2 separate regions of the Homo sapiens genome follow, and region 2 is linked to region 1. The links are chromatin loops, found by intact Hi-C in ENCODE. Cell type or tissue: GM12878. All regions are shown on one strand. Each heading gives the region's core, and the rest is flanking DNA. Links, peaks and the distances in the headings are about the cores only.

Region 1 (8,483 bases), core at 317-8,316:
TCTTTCGTTCAGTTGGTCATTTGGCTTTTCCCTATGCCAAAATACTATCTGAATTATTATGGCTTCATCATTAGTTTCGATATCTTGTTGGCCAAGTTTCCATTTTTAATTGAGGCATGCCATGGATATTCTTGCTTTTCCATAAATTTCAGAATTATGTTGAAATTGTCATGTTTCACAAAATTTCTATTGATATTTTGATTGTGATTATATTAGCTCTCTTGATCAATTTGAGGACAACTGACTTTGAAAAAAATTGAGTTTTCCTTTCCATGAACACAGCCTATTTAGATCTGAGTGTATTTTAATAACGTTTCATAACGTTTCTGTACAGGCTTTATTATTATTCATTAAATTAATTTTAGGTATTCTATTTTTGAGCTATTTAAATGGAATCTCTTTTTACATTAAATTTTCTTTGTGCTTGTTATGCTCTAGAAATGTTTACTGAGTACTTGTTAGATTTTTATAGAAATGCAGCTGAATTTTGCATAGCAATGATATGGTAAACTTACTGCTTCTAGTAGGTTGTCTTTGGAATTTTTGTATACACTATTGTATCATTTGTAAAATAATGAAGTCCTTTGTCTTCCTTTCCAACCTTTCATCTTTGATTTATTTTTCTTGTTTTTCAGCGGGAAATTAATAAAATGAGTAGGAGAGTGCACAGTCCTGGAGATATTGCTTCACTATGCGAATCAATCCTGGTCCTAGCAGTTTGGCACCACCCGGCGGTGATTGTCCACTCCAACCTAAATATTGACGGGATTGATTCCGGGCCTGTAGTTGACTGGACGTCAGGAAAGCAGTAATGATTCCAGGAAATTCCTAGCTAGATAGTGCAAATTTTGTTGGCCCAGTTTGGGAATATTGAATGGGGCAATTACTGAGCAAGCGGGATTCGAACTCCACTTCTCCTGTGGATTTTGTGCTAGTTTGCTGCCTGGCTGCCCTATCTATTATGTACCCTATTCCATCCCCCAACCTCAGAACAAAAGCAATATTCCTCCTCCCTATCTGTTCTACATGTAGGATAGAGTGGTGGATGGGAGCGAAACATCCATTTTATAGTTTTAGAATTTATGTTATCCTGGATATATTTCCATAAGGTTATACTATATTTAAGTATTTGTATATATTTTCTCTCTCCTTCCATTATAATCTAGGCTTCAAAAAGGTAAGGATTTTTATGTTTTCTTCCCAGTGAGTAGAAGAGTCCCTAGCCTGCAGACACTCAAAAATAGTTGTTGAATAAGATGAGTGAATGAATATTGAAATCTTCCATTATATGGTAGAGTTGTCCATTTCTTCCTGTAATTCTATCAATTATTGCTTTATATTTTTAAGGCTCTTTTATCAAGCACATACAAAACTGAAATCATTAAAGCTTCTTGGTGAACTTAGTTTTCCTTAATAATGTTTTGGGGTGATTTGTTTTTGTTTTTATATTTTTGGTCATAAACTTGTTTCAATACTAATATTCCATCAAGATTTCTTTTGGTTAATATCTGTCAGGTATATCTTTTTACTAACTTTTTACTATGTCCTTATGTTTTATGTCCCCGTATTCTAAACAGTATTTAGCTGGATTTTTTAAATACAACTGGACAATCAACCATTTAATAGTGAGTTAAGTTTATTTATGATTGTGAATATTATTGATGCTCAGTTTATTTCTAAATACCTTTAAAACCTGTTTAATCTGTTTATTGATTAAAAAATTAAACAGTTACATTTCTAGAAGATCCTTCTGTTTCTTTTTCTAATAATATTTCTGTAGCCTTTTTTGTCTACTTATCTTTATAGTTCTGTTGTTTATTTTTTTAAACATTCTATACCCAATCCACCACTGGAATAAAATTATAATATTTATACTATGTAATATTTATACAATGCTAATATAACTGGTACATATATTAGGTAAACACATATATGCCAGGTATTCTTACAAAATTAATAATATATTCTCTTTAACTCAGTGTATTCAAAATATCATCATGCCAACCAGGTACTTTTTCTTTTTTTAAGACGGAGTCTCGCTCTGTCGCTGGAGTGCAGTGGCGCAATCTTGGCTCACTGCAACCTCCACCTCCCAGGTTCAAGTGATTCTCCTGCCTCAGCCTCCCAAGTAGCTGGGATTACAGGTGCCAACCACCACACCCAGCTAATTTTTGTATTTTTTAGTGGAGACAGGGTTTCACCATGTTGGCCGTGATGGTCTCGATCTCTTGACCTTGTGATATGCCCACCTCGGCCTCCCAAAGTGCTAGGATTACAGGCGTGAGCCACCATGCCCAGCCCAGGTACCCTTTTTTAAACTTTACATGGATTAACATATTTAATCCTCATTTTGCTAACTAGTCCTGTTTTACAGATTAGGAAACTGTAGTGGAGAGAAGTAAAAAAATTGGACCAAGTCCAGATAGATAGGTAGAATTCTGAGCTGGGATTTGAACTCAGGCTGTTACTACAATATTTTGAATATTCAGTCTGATAATGGGGAGGGGAAGACAGCAAACATTGTTTTTATTTTTGCTAAACTTAAAGGCAAAAGAGCATTTGATTCTTGCTTTGTAAAACTGCTAGTGATTTTTAACCTTTTCATGTGGTAATTAGCTTTTTGCATGTCTTCTTTATCGTTCCTATTCTTTGTCCATTTTGGTCTTGGAGTCCTAAGTGATGTTTTGTATTAAAAGCTCCTTAGTGTAAAATATATTTTTATAATAAGGTATATTTTTATTTAAAGAATTTTACATTTTTACCAGGAATGAAATCCCAGTTCACATTTTCACTTCCTAAGGAAAATTAGAAGATTTGCAAAACAATTACTTTTTCGTAGAAACTACACCCCTACTCTTCCTCATCCTCATGACAGGAAATTCTCACCTGTTATTTTTAGTCTCTGAGCTCAAATTTCCATAAGAAAACACATGAGGAAAGGAAAAAGTATGTATACCTCTGTTATATATATTATATAAAATATCATCTCTAGCTCTCTGTAAAATTAAATAAAAGCTTATTATTTCAAAGAACTAAACTACTGAAAATACCTTAAACAGAATATGGCACAATTAATAAATAGATACAGCTTAGATTTGTTATTTTAAGGAAAAAATAAAATTAGAAAATATTTTAGAACGATTATATAAGATATAAAAAGGGATTATATAAGATATAAAAAAGAAATGCTTTATTTTTAAGAATTAAACACCATACAGTTCCTTTATGGAGAGATCTAAAAGCTTATCTGATGTTTAAAAACTAGAAGGAAAAAATGTTTAAGAAACTAAAGAACTATATACTCCTATTTGGAGGCTCTCAGCATTTGCCATCTATCAGACTAGATTTTAGAACAGCAAAATTTAAAAATGTTGCCATCTAGTGTTCACCTTTAGAATTATTCCCATAAAATTCGTGTAATATAAAAAGGTTACTTCAAAATATAACTGGATCTTGACTCTTTAAAATTGGAACCAGAGATCAAGAAGGAATTTCCTGAGGTAACTGAGGAGAGTTTTAAAAATTTAGGGAAGAAAGGAAGAGGTTACTAATGATTATGTATCTATACATGTGAAGACAGCTGTGAATGAGGAAAGCACTAGAATGAGAAAGTAGCAAATGCCCAGGATCATTTAGGGTAAATAAAGAACATGAGGGGAAGGTTGGGAGAAAAATCTTTGAAATGGTAGGAAAATACTGCAATTAGTCATGGAAATGTATTGGATGGGAAATTAAAAAGAATAAAATATATTGGATGTTTACAACTTCTGAAGGAATTTAGTTTGTTTTAGGTAGTAATAACCACGATTTGTTGAGTGTTTAGTGAATGCCCATGTATTAGTCCATTCTTGCATTGCTATAAAGAACTTCCTGAGACTAGGTAATTTATAAAGCAAAGAGGTTTAATTGGCTCACAGTTGCACAGAGTGTACAGGAAGCATGGCTAGAGAGGCCTTACGAAACTTAGAATCATGGAGGAAAGCGAAAAGGAAGCAGGCATGTCCTACATTGCCAGAGCAGGAGGAAGAGAGCAAAGGGGGAAGAGCTACACGCTTTTAAACAAGCAGATATCGTGAGAGATCTCACTCACTATCACAAGAACAATAAGGGAAAATCTGCCCCCATGATCCAATCTCTTCCCACCAGGCCCCTCCCCTGACACATGGGAATTGCAATTTGACATGAGATTTGGGTAGTGACAGAGCCAAACCATATCATTCTGCCCCTGGCTCCTCCCAATATTGTCTTTCTCATTGCAAAATATAATCATCCCTTCTCAACAGTCCCCAAATCTTAACTCATTTCAGCATTAACTCAGAAGCCCACAGTCTGAAGTCTCATCCAAGACAAGGCAAGCCCCTTCCACCTATGAGCCTGTAAAATAAAAAACAAGTTAGTTACTTCCAAGATACAATGGGGATACAGGTATTGGGTAAATACACCCATTCCAAAAAGGGGAAATCAGCCAAAACAAAGTGGCTACAGGCCCCATGTAAGTCTGAAACCCAGCAGGGCTGTAATTATATCTCAAAGGTCCAAAATAATCCCCTTTGAGTCCATGTTGCACATGCAGGCCACACTAATGCAAAGGGTGGGCTCCCAAGGCCTTAGGCAGCTCTACCCCTGTAGCTGTGCAGGGTACAGCTCCCTCAGCTGGTTTTATGGACTGGCGTTGAGTGCCAGTGGCTTTTCCAGGTGCATGGTGCAAGCTATTGGTGGATATACCATTTTGGGGTCTGGAGGACAGTGGCCCTCTTCTCACAGCTCCACTAGGGAGTGGCCCAGTGGGGACTCTGTGTGAGGGCTCAAATCCCACATTTCCTCTCTGTACTGCCCCAGTAGAGGTTCTCCACGAGGGCTCTGCCTTTGCAGCTGAACTTCTGCCTGAACATCCGGGTGTTTCCATACATCTTCTGAAATCTAGGTGGAGGCTGCTAAGCCTCAACTCTTGCCCTCTGTGTACCACAGGCTTAACACCACGTGGAAGCCAAGGCTTAAGGCTTGCACCCTCTGGAGCAGCAGCCTTAGACATATCTGGGGCCCTTTTAGCCATGGCTAGAGTTGAAGCAGTGGGGATACAAGAAGCAGAGTCCTCAGGCTGCACAGAGTAATGGAGTCCTGGGCCTGGCCCACAAAATCACTCTTCCCTCCTAGGCCTCTGGACTTGTATTGGGAGGGGCTGCCTTGAAGTTCTCTGAAATGCCTTTGAGGCATTTTCCCCATTGTCTTGACTATTAACATTCAGCTCCTCCTTACTTATGCAAATTTCTGCAGCTGGCATGAATTTCCCCCGCAAACAAATTTTTTTTTTCTTTTCTAGCACATGGTCAGGCTGCAAATTTTCCAGACTCTTACGCTCTTCTTCCTTTTAAATATAAGTTTCAGTTTCAGATAATCTCTTTGCTCACATATATGAGCCCATTCTGTTAGAAGCAGCCAAACCACATCTCGAATGCTTTGCTGATTAGAAATTTCTTCTGCCAGAAACCCTAAATCATCTTTCTCAAGTTCAAAGTTCCACAGATTCCTAGAGCAGCGGCACAATGCCACCAGTCTCTCTGCTAAAGCATAGCAAGAGTGACCTTTGCTCCAGTTCCCAATAAGTTCTTCATTTCCAGCTGAGACCACCACAGCCTGGACTTCATTGTTTATATCACTACCAGCATTTTTAACAGGTCTCTAGGAAGTTCCAAACCTTCCCTCATCTTCCTGTCTTCTTCTTTGCTCTTCAAACTGTTCCAACCTCTGCCCATTAAAAAGTTCCACAGCTACTTCCACATTTTGAGGTATCTTTATAGCAATGCCCAACTCCCAGTACCAATTTTCTGTATTAGTCCATTCTCTCATTGCTATAAAGAACTTCCTGAGACTGGGTAATTTATTTAAAAAAAAAAAAAAAGGAGGTTTATTTGGCTTATGGTTCCACAGGCTGTACAGTGATCATGGCTAGGGAGGCCTCAGGAAACTTACAATCATGACGGAAGGTGATGAGGAAGGAGGCATATCTTACATGGCCAGAGCAGGAGGAAGAGAGTGAAGGGGGAGGTGCTACACACCTTTAAACAACCAGATATTGTGAGAACTCGCTCACTATCATGAGAACAGCAAGGGGGAAATCCTCCCCCATGATCCAATCACCTCCTACCAGGACTCTCTTCCAACATTGGGGATTACAATTCAACATGAGATTTGGGTGGGGACACAAATCCAAACCATTATCAGCCAGGTATTATAAATGTTTTGCATATAATGCATATTTGACTTTTAAAATTATGCCGTTAATTACTCCCATTTTACAAATGAGAAAATTGAGGTACAGAAAACTTGCAAAGCTGGTAAGTGGCAAAACTGTGATTTGTGTAAACCAAGAGACTGTCCAATGTCCGTGTTCTTAATCTAGGAGGGCTATACTTATTCCTACAGTAAGTACAGAATTTAGGTTGGGGTCACTGTATAACATTCAATATAAAGTTTAGTCAACTATCCAAATAATTTTGACCCAATTTTATTATTAGGATCTAGTGTCTGCACTGGTAAACTCATCTAACGATTGCTCAGTTTTCTCTTTTACACCATGCTATACTTGTGGTAAATTTCAGTACATAAATTTGTCTTTCCAATATAAATATTTTAATACTCCTCTTTCATTTGTAGAGTATGTACATTAACTTCTTTGATAGCAACGGTAAATTTCTTCTCTGCAAATCTTGGTCCTCTTTGTTATCTCTGGTACAGTTATGGTCACTGTTACAAGCTGATCTGTGTCTCTGCCAGATTTATATGTTGAAGTCTTAATCCTCCAGTACCTCAAAATGTGACTGTATTTGGAGACAGCGTTTTTAAAGAGGTAATTAGAGTGAGTCCTAATCCAATATGACTAGCGTCCCTATAAGAAGTGGAAATTTGGACACAGATGGCTGCAGAGGGAAAACCATGTGAGGACACAGGGAGAACATGGCCACCTGGACAAGGAGAGGGGCCTCAGAAGAAACCAACCCTGAAGACTCCTTGATCTCTAACTTCTAGCCTCCATACCTATGAGAAAATAAATTTCTGTTGTTTAAGCCACTTACTCTGTGGTAGTTTGTAATGGCAGCCCTAGAAATTTGATACAGTCACTGTTTCAATTAGGGTCTTTGTTTACAAATTAAGATTCTTGCTAGTTTAAGCAGAAAAAGGATATTTCTTAAGGAATATTAGATAGCTCAGAGAGTCTTTGGAGGGTTAAAGAGTTGGGTTTGGAGGCTATGCAGTCAGAAACAATGCTCTAACCACATTGTGAGATTGTGGCAGTAAAGGCTCTGATGCAACTGGACACTAAAGCATACACCACTCACTCTGGATATGAAACATCAGGAATTCTGTCATTCTGACCTTGAGAGATGACATCTCAGCAGCTACCTATGCCAAAATGTGGATTTCCTTCAGCTCCTGCCTTGCCATGTAGCTCATTTCTGGGATGATGTCTCACATGGGTGTGTGTGATTGGGGTAGCCTAGGTTATATGCCTGTAGCTTCGCCGCAAGTGAGTGTGGCAAAGTGAGCTTTCTGGCTTCTACCATGTGGAGGTGGATTAAAAGGCAGAAAGTTGCCTAGATGTGGAAAGGGTGCTCAAAAGGTGATGCTAGGTCAGAAAAGGCAAAGGAAATCAACTGTAAAACTTCAGTAGTATGATTTTTTGGCCAGTTGCTCTTTGCTACTGTCCCTGAGAGCTAGTTATCTTTTCCACAGTCCTTAAACTTTTCTTGAATCTACTTTTTTTTTAACTGAATAAACTCTCCCTTCTCTAGAATTCAAATAACTATCAAGTACAAATAACTGAATCTTCCCACCCCATCCTATTGTATACCCTTCTAAGAAAGAAATTAAGCAGGTTAATATGAAGGTGCTATTTGTCAAGTATTTATCCCTCCCAATATTGGTAGAAGAACTTCCAACTTTCCTTAGTGAATTATTCCATTTTCCATCTTTTCTTATCATTTGTGTGGGAATAACATCTCCTACTGTGCAGCCCCTCCCCAAGTTCCAGAAGACCTGTGGCTTAGTCTGGCCAGTCAGAACATTCCATACACTGCCCTCACCCCAGCCTTGTGATAAGTTCTAGAATAGGTGGGTTTATTGTCAAGGACAGAAAGATAAGATGCAGTCCCTGGACACCTCCTAGCATGACAGACCTGCATCTCTCTGGTTCCTGTCTTTCTGCTGAAGTTTTTAGTCTAGGATGGCAGCCTGGAACAGCTGCGGGCCAAACTGATATTCCTCATTAAAAACTTTTTCCAGAGTAAAGCTGACACAGATGGACGGAGAGCTGAGGGATTCATAGAAACAATCCTCATGTCTTCTGAGCATTCAAACCAGCTGTGTTAGAAGTTTGTACTACATCTAAACTTTTCAGTTCTTTATGCCTATAAAGACACTTTCGTCTTAATTGCATTTGAATTGTTTCACTCACTTGTGACCAAAGGAGTCCTGACTAGTTTGAT
Region 2 (8,483 bases), core at 66-8,065, 810 kb before region 1:
ATTATAATGAGAAAATTTCCTTTTTCATGGGTTAGGTATATGGAGGCATATGGAGGCAGTAAATCTTGAAGATTTTTTCTTTTATTTTTCTGTAATTTTTGTGTCATGTAAATTTTGCTGATCTCTTGTGATTCATAATTAAATGGGTTAGATGCCATTCCACTAATAATCATTACCAATAAAGAAGTTCAAGAGTTTCTCCAGTTTCATACAAGGAGTAGCTATGGACAAGGAGAATTGGATCCAGGAACTTTGTTTCATTAGTTTTCTTACACCTCTGACATATTTTGTACTCTCTCTCTCTCTCTCTCTCTCTATATATATATATGTATAAAACATATATATAAATATATAACATATATGTGTATATATGTTATATACATATATATATATATAAAGTGTTCTCTTTTAGGAATCCTGGAAGATTCCTAAAATCCTAAAATCTCTTTTAGGCATCCTGGAAGATTTCATATATATATATATAAAGGGTTCTCTTTTAGGAATCCTGGAAGAACTCCTCCCAGATAAAAAGCATTACTGTATTAATAGATGATGTAAACTTTTTTTCTGAGGTGTCATAAAGTAGAAAGTTGAATATTCCAGCTTTTTTTTTTTTTTTTTAAAAAGGGAAACTTGAATGCTTTGATCATTAGTCCCTTGAGTCTCATTCTTGTTTGGAGTTTTATTTTCCCATTCCTGATCCAGTCTGATGTTCTTTGTCTGCAATTCAATCTCTATTGCTTTAATCATTTTGGATTGTACCAATGCCTTCTCAGTAATAAAAGAAATGGGGAGCCAGGCTTGGCATGGGACAAGTCTCTTCAGCTGCAGTAAGACATTACGTATGAGTTGTCTACCCACAAAAGGGCCCACTGTCAGGTTAAATTAATGAGCTGCATGTTTTAATCATTAAGGTAATAGCAATATGTGGATTATTTGCCTAAGTTTTAATCATTTCTGTTTTCACCAACTAGGTCATCAAACGCTTTCTTTTAAGAAATCTTTCTATTTCATAGCAGAGAATAGCTTCTATGTGGGACAGAAATAAATGCTTCAGAGTCCTAAAACACTAAACAGCTCCAGGGTTTGGTAAAATTTAGTTATGCCTTTGTCCGTCAACACAGGAATTTGGAGGGACTGGCCGTGGTCACCATTAGCAAATGGAACCAGCATGAGTTCCAATTTGCAAAGAGTTGAAGTAGAATAGGGGAATTTTAGGTCTCAGCAGCTGAGGTGGAAATGAATTATTTTGTGGACCATGGGCAGCACTGAGACCGGGTGAGTTGAAAGAGATACTGCTGACTATGCCTGCAGGGGATCTGATGGCTTTGCTTCCACTGGAAATTGCTTTGTACAGACTTTCAACTCACAGTCTGGTATCTGCATGGCAAATGTTGGCAAGAGGACTTGCTGTTCTCAGGAAAGTCCACAGTAAGTAGATCAAGACACAACTTCTACAGCTGATTTTTCTAATAAAGCCATGCTTCCGAAAAGGAGGGATGAGTTTTAGCACCATTTTCATTTCTTCTTAGATATTTAGGCTATACCCAAGTGAAACCTAGAGCATAGGGTCAAAAAGAGAAAAATCCAACTTATTACTTATATCGTTGGGGTAATGCCAAGCACACGACTCAATTGATTTTTGATCGAATTTGCTAAATTAAAACAATCATTTTATGAACTCTGTGATAGTACTGTCCAATGTGTTACCACAGCATTTGTTCGTAACTCAAACATAGCTCTTCCTATACGTGTTATAGTGAATTACACCATTTAGCTATGTGCTTCCAGAGGTCAGGGACAGTAACATATTCATCTGTGTGTCCTCACGTCTTTATACAGAGTTGATGATCATAGAACATAATTGACAGTGTAGGAATCAATGGAGAGTTTCTGCTTTCCTTTCTGGAAACTGTGGTGTGGTGGGAAACCAAAGGATATAGGGGGTGGGTTTAGAAATATAGAATTACAGATGAGAAGGGCTCTCAGAGATCACATAATTCAACACTTTCATTTTACGGATGAAGAAAGTGAGGTCCAGAGAGTTTAATGACTTTTCAAGGTCAATTAGTTGGTGGCAGAGCCAGAATGGAGGTGACACTGGAACTAGCATTTACCAGAAGCTGCTATAGACTGGGCATTGTGCTTAACCTGTGCTGTCTGATTCATCCATTCTTCTGTCCTTTTTTTTTTTTTCTTGAGACGGTGTCTTGCTCTGTCACCCAGGCTGGAGTGCAGTGGCGCCATCTCGGCTCACTGCAACCTCCACCTTCTGAGTTCAAGCGATTCTCCTGTCTCAGCCTCCCAAGTAGCTGGGATTACAGGTGCCCACCACCACACCTGGCTAATTTTTGTATTTTTAGTAGACATGGGCTTTCACCTTTTGGCCCAGGCTGGTCTCAAACTCCTTGACTTCAAGTGATCCGCCTGCCTCGGCCTCCCAAAGTACTGGGATTACAAGAGTGAGCCACCGCGCCCAGCCTCTTCTATTCTTTTTTACTGATTTATCCATTTTCCATGTGTTTGGAAAAGGACTAACATTATTTATTTTGAAACTAAATCATTTGGAAAAAATATTAAAGTACATATTGTATTTAAATATTTGCTTCGTCCTTGTTTCTAGTATAGATCTAATATTTTGTCCAGGTGAGAAAAATAAAAGACAATCTGGCAGCTCTGTGTGGAGTGTATTTCCCATACAGGCAGCCTAAGGATGATTCTTGCTGAGAGTTGAGACAAAGATATTTTACCATAATTTTGCTCTGAGTTCTAACATTGGCCAGATACAGTTGCCTAAAAATGTGGCAAAAAAAGTTTAGGTCCCAGCTACTCGGGAGGCTGAGGCAGGAGAATCAATTGAACCTGGGAGGTGGAGGTTGCAGTGAACCGAGATCGCGCCACTGCACTCCAGCCTGGCGATAGAGCGAGACTCCGTCTCAACACACACACACACACGCACACACACACACACACACACACACACACAAAATTTAGACACACGAACCCATGTTTTTGATGAAAGAGGAGTCAGATTTTCCCAAAGACTGAATTCACCGTGAATCTGTTTGAAGAAGAACCCACCTCATAGATTTCCTAGCTGTAGAAGGTGTTGGTATAATTTTACCGCAATTGAGTTTATTGTCAATAGAGGGCGCCAAAGGATGGAAAAGTAATTACTGATGACTGGTTTGTTTCTCCAACTCAATTCGCCAGTACATATTTTTTTGAAAATAAACCTTTGAAAAGTCATCTTTCCATCTTTTTTTTTGTTTGTTTGTTTTGAGACGGAGTCTCCCTCTGTCACTCAGGTTGGAGTGCAGTGGCGTGATCTTGGCTCACCGAAACCTCCACCACCTGGGTGCAAGCGATTCTCCTGCCTCAGCTTCCTGAGTAGCTGGGATTACAGGCACCCGCCACCACACCCAGCTAATTTTTGTATTTTTAGTAGAGATGGGGTTTCACCATGTTGCCCAGGCTGGTCTTGAACTCCTGACCTCAAGTGATCTGCCCGCCTCAGCCATCCACAGTGTTGGGATTACAGGCATGAGCTACTGTGCCTGGCCGTCTTTCCATCTTGAAAAGGGAGAATCAGTACCTCTGTCCACATGTGTACTGTCATTTCTGCCCATCCAGGCAAAGCCAAGCTGAACAGAGCACAGCCTGAAGCTGGGCTTTTGTATATGGGTAGTCTCTGAAGTTGAGAAGAAGTTTCTACTCCTGCTTTTTTTTTTTTTTTTTTTAAACCAGAAGATCCAACAGCTTTACGTGCACCAGTCCTTTAATTGTTAGCAATTCACATTCCAATTCCTGCCATATGGCAGGCACATTGTTAGTTTCTGGGGAAACCAGGTACTAAAACAGAACCACCTGCATGCAGCCTACAGTATAGTGGGCAACAGAGACATTAATGAAACAGTCACACAGGCATACCATCAAAAATTATCTTGACAAAGTGGTGTTTGAGTTGAAATCTGAAAACTGAATAGGTGCTAACTAGGCAAAGTAGGGAGGGTGGAGGAAAAATACTCCAGCCACAGAGAACAACAGGGTCCACACGTCTGAGCCAGGAGGGAACATGGGCACTCCAGGAGTAGAAAGCCAGAGTGACTAGAGCCTGGGAAATGAGAGTGAGTGGCTGAGGCTGGACGGGGGGCAGAGTCATATCATACAGGGACTTAAGGCAGTGGCATGGAGTTTGGATTTTGTTGTCTGTGCCAGGCAAAGTTCTTGATAAGTGGTGATATGGATAGATTTATTTTTTAAAAAAGATTTCTCTAGCTATTTTGTGGAGAATGGATTAGAAGAGGGCATGATCATGAGGAGGCTACTGCCACAGTTCAGATGGGAGAGTGGCAGAATGTGGTGGCTTGGACCACCATGGTGATCATGAAAATGAAGAGACATGAATAAAGAGGGAGATAAAATTGGCTGAACTTTATTGTGGATCAAACATGGTGGTGAGGGAGGGGGTGGATGACCTCTAGGTTTCTGACTTGCAAAGTGCACATAGGTTAGAGTTTTCAAACTTGGAAAATACAGCTGGTGGTGTTTAGGAAGTGTTGTCATTACTGATGTGAGGTGGAAATCAGGAACGTAAACACTCGACAGTAGCTCATTGGGCAACCCGAGTTCTGGCTGTTGGTCTTTGCACCAAATCTCTAAACTTCTGTCATTCAGTGGACATTTCAAGCAGAGCTAGGAATGAGCAACAGCATTGTAATGTGATATTTAAATACGTAGCCTATACCAGCATGTACATATGTATATACATAGAAAAATTCTGGAATATAATTAAACCATTAACTGTCATGTTTGAGAAGTGAGAGGGAGTTCCAATTTGAAGTCCAGATGTTACTGTGTTGTTTGAAAAAAATTAAAGTAAGGCTTAATTGGTCTTCTAATTAGCAAAACTCATAAAATCCTGTCATTTGCAATAAAAAGCTTTTCAGTTGAGAAATTCGAAGCCCTTGTGGAGCCCCAATAATCTCTCACCTCCATTAAATTTCTCTACAGGAATTTAGAGAATCTTTCTATTTTGGGACCTTCTAGCCCCAGACAGCATAGATTTTTCTCACTGCAGCTCATTAGAGATGCTCAGAAAATCAACTTGAGGACAAGCTACAGAAGCCCTCCTGGTACCCTTTGATCTTTTGAGTAGCAAATGTGTCATTTGTAGCATGATGGTCCAGTTCTTATGTGAGGCTAAAACAGAGCCATTTCAAGATGCTCCTGAGACTCCCTGAACTCCTACTAACTACTAGACTTTCTGCCAATTGATGTATCAGTTCTGCCATCTCCCCCGGGACATCATTTCCACTTGCTTGGTAAATAATTAGCCCGGCTGCCTTTGGCTATAGCAAGGATTATAAATATTTTAAACACTGCAAGTGATTGAAACTGTTTCTATTTGATTTTGTCTATTCCTCTGATGCTTTGGGTAAAAACTTAACTCTAAGTAGGAAACATCTTTGGGAAGAACAATGTTCTAGGTACGAGAGGATGAGGTGTTGTATAGGCTGCTAAGGTCATCGGGCATTCAGAAACATGCTATAAGCCAGTAGTTTGAACCTGTCCAGTTTTAGCTCATACTAACCAATTTTTCTCACGTGAGAGAGATAAAAGACCCCATGTCCTAAGAACATTTCTATGCTTATAGGAGTTTTTAAAAAATAGACCCTATTTTTTTTTTTTGAGACAGAGTCTTGGTCTGTTGCCCAGGCTGTAGTGCAGTGGCGCGATCTTGGCTCACTGCAACCTGTGCCTCCTGGGTTCAAGCGATTCTCCTGCCTCAGCCTCCCAAGTAGCAGCCTCTCCTGCACCACCATGCCCGGCTAAGTTTTTATATTTTTAGTAGAGACAGGGTTTCATCGTGTTGGCCAGGCTGGTCTCAAACTCCTGACTTGTGCCCACCTCGGCCTCCCAAAGTGCTGGGATTACAGGTGTGAGCCACCACACCTAGCCACAGAGGGTTTTTAGAGCAGTTTTAGGTTCACAGCAAAACAGAATGGAAAGTTCTTACATGCCCTCTGCCCCCACACATGCATAGCTTCCCCCAACATCCTGCACTATAGAAGTACATTTGTTACCATCAGTGAACCTACATTGACATATCGGTATCACCCAAAGTTCATAATTTCCATTAACTTTCACTCTTGGTGTTGTACATTCTATGGGTTTTGAAATGTATAACGACATGCATCCATCATTGTAGTATCACACAGAATAGTTTTATTGTCTTAAAAATTCTCCATGCTCCTCCTATTCATCTCTCTCCCTCTACCCACTGAAAACCACTGTTATTTTTACTGTCTTCATAGTTTTGCCTTTTCCAGAATGTCATATAGTTGGAATCCTTATAGAAATTTAAAAATAATTCCTCTTACAGTAAGTTATAAAACATAAAAGTTCCCATTTATATAATCAATTCTAATCTTTACAGTGAATTCTTTGTGATTACTATGGAAACCCGATGTCTTAACTAAACCATGTCTGTATCTTACTAGAGGCTCATGGACAACCTGGTGAGAGCCACTGACCCATGCAAGGCAGGCAGGGAAGTTGGGGCGGAGAAGATACTGGTATGTTGGATAGGGGATCTATCCAGAGATCTGCAGAGTATTTGTTCTCAGCTCTTTCAATGTGACTTGTGATGGAAATAGTAACATGTGCCTATTGATCCAAAAAGTAACATACTACAGTGGTGTACAAAGTAAATACTGTCCATGCTTTTATGCCCCAGAAATGACCTCTGTTAACAGTTAATGTATATCCTTCTGTACTACAGGTGGGTTCATACTACACTTATTATTTTGCAACATGCTGATTTTATGGAAGAGTGTATCATGGTCCGCTTTCCATGTCAATTCCTGAAAATCTCATCTTTTTAAAGATATATAAAAATTTATTTAATCCTCTGTGGAGGTAACTTGGATTATTTTCAAATATTTGCTGTGAAACACCAGCAATAAAGATTCTCATGCCTCTTTGTACATTTGATTATTTCCTTAAGATAAATTCCTAGAAGTGAAATTTTTGGATCAAAAGATAAGCATGTTTAAAAGTTTTTTTTATTTGTTGTGTTTAATATTTTTATACATGTTGCCAAATTATACTCTTACCAAAAGCATATGGGAATACACTTTTCTACATCCAAGTCAAGAGAAAGATTAGTCTTTCATCTTTGCCAATTTGTTCGGTAAAAAATGGTTTTAGTTTTAACTTTTTTATTCAGATATTAATGACGTTTAATTTTTATTTCAGTGCTGCGTTATATAAGTATACTTAGATTGTTGTGAGCTATGTATTTGTGATATGCATACTTTATTGGGATAAGTATTATATATTGGCCTTTGCACAGGGGTGGGGGGGATTTCTTTCTTTTTTGAGACAGGTTTTCACTATGCCACTTAGGCTGGAGTGCAGTGGTATGATCCTAGCTCACTGCAGCCTCAACCTCCTAGGCTCAAGCAATCCTCCCACCTCAGCCTCCTGAGTAGCTGGGACCACAGGCATGTACCACCATGCCTGGTTAGTTTTTAAATTTTTAGTGGAAAAAGACTCTCCCTATGTTACCCAGGCTGGTTCTGAACTCCTGGGCTCAAGAAATCTTCCTGCTTCAGCCTCCCAAAGTGCTGGGATTACAGGTGTGAGCCACTGCACCCAGCCAAGGTTTCTTGCATATCTGTTAGGCTGCTTAGGGTTGCAAATAACAGAAAAGCCCAAATCAAATATGTATAGATATATTTGTATTCTCTCATATAGCATGAATTCTCTAACTAGGGTGTACAGGGTTGATGAATTCTGCAGATCAGTACATCCTCAGTCATTCTCAGTGCTTTGGCTTAGCTCCCCTCATGCATGCCAGATGGCTGCAGTAACTCCATGTCTCACATGGAAATGCTGCAATATCCAGTGGGAGGAGAGACCATTTCTTTCTACCTATCTTTATCCCATATCTGAGGAAAAGTTTTTCTCAGATACTTCCCTCCTCTTCCTAAGGCTTGCTCTCACATCTAATTGGCCAAAATTCTATCAGGTGTCCATACTTCCACTAGTCAATGGCAAGAGGAATGAGAACACCATGACTGATCCAAACGGATAAAGATTCTCCCTCTGCAGCTGCAGCAAGGCCCACCTTCCCTGCAGTCCATGGCTGGGGGGAGGAAATCAGCAGTGTTTGCTGGAGTTGGAGTATGGATAGGAAAGCAATGGGAGATCAGATGGGAGAGGCAGAGGGGAGAGGATTGGGACAGACCTGGGTTGCCAGTTCAGATGGACTTGAAGGGAGATAGCACAGACTGAGAGAGCTGTTAGTAAGCCACTTTATGGTCTACAGAAGATAGTGAAACTCAGTATTCATCGAGGCCCCTCTCAGTGTCAGATAATGTGCTTGGTGCTTGTGGATACAGTGAGGATGAAAGCAGACTTTATTGACATTACAACCAGCATCTTAACTCAATGACATTAGGACTCCATTGCATTGA

Evidence for each region. Peaks named below come from ENCODE experiments on the same cell type or tissue, not always from the same donor. Only the 100,000 strongest peaks of a DNase experiment are listed, where the experiment ranks them.
Region 2: a loop joins it to region 1, with 6 times the contacts of the local background. A loop is called at or near these places in 11 of 110 quality-filtered maps.

What each region holds. Positions count from the first base shown.
Region 1 is chr4:107,752,976-107,761,458 of GRCh38, reverse strand. No RefSeq gene overlaps it. Among named protein-coding and RNA genes, the nearest start is that of PAPSS1, 37 kb to the right of the region's middle. In GM12878, for the core only: a CTCF peak has its summit at 3,375 (motif pointing left); no DNase peak of the experiment used is centred there.
Region 2 is chr4:108,567,385-108,575,867 of GRCh38, reverse strand. All of the region lies in intron 1 of RPL34-DT (RPL34 divergent transcript), which reads left to right. Among named protein-coding and RNA genes, the nearest start is that of RPL34-DT, 49 kb to the left of the region's middle. In GM12878, for the core only: a CTCF peak has its summit at 3,150 (motif pointing right); a DNase peak (open chromatin) is centred at 3,177.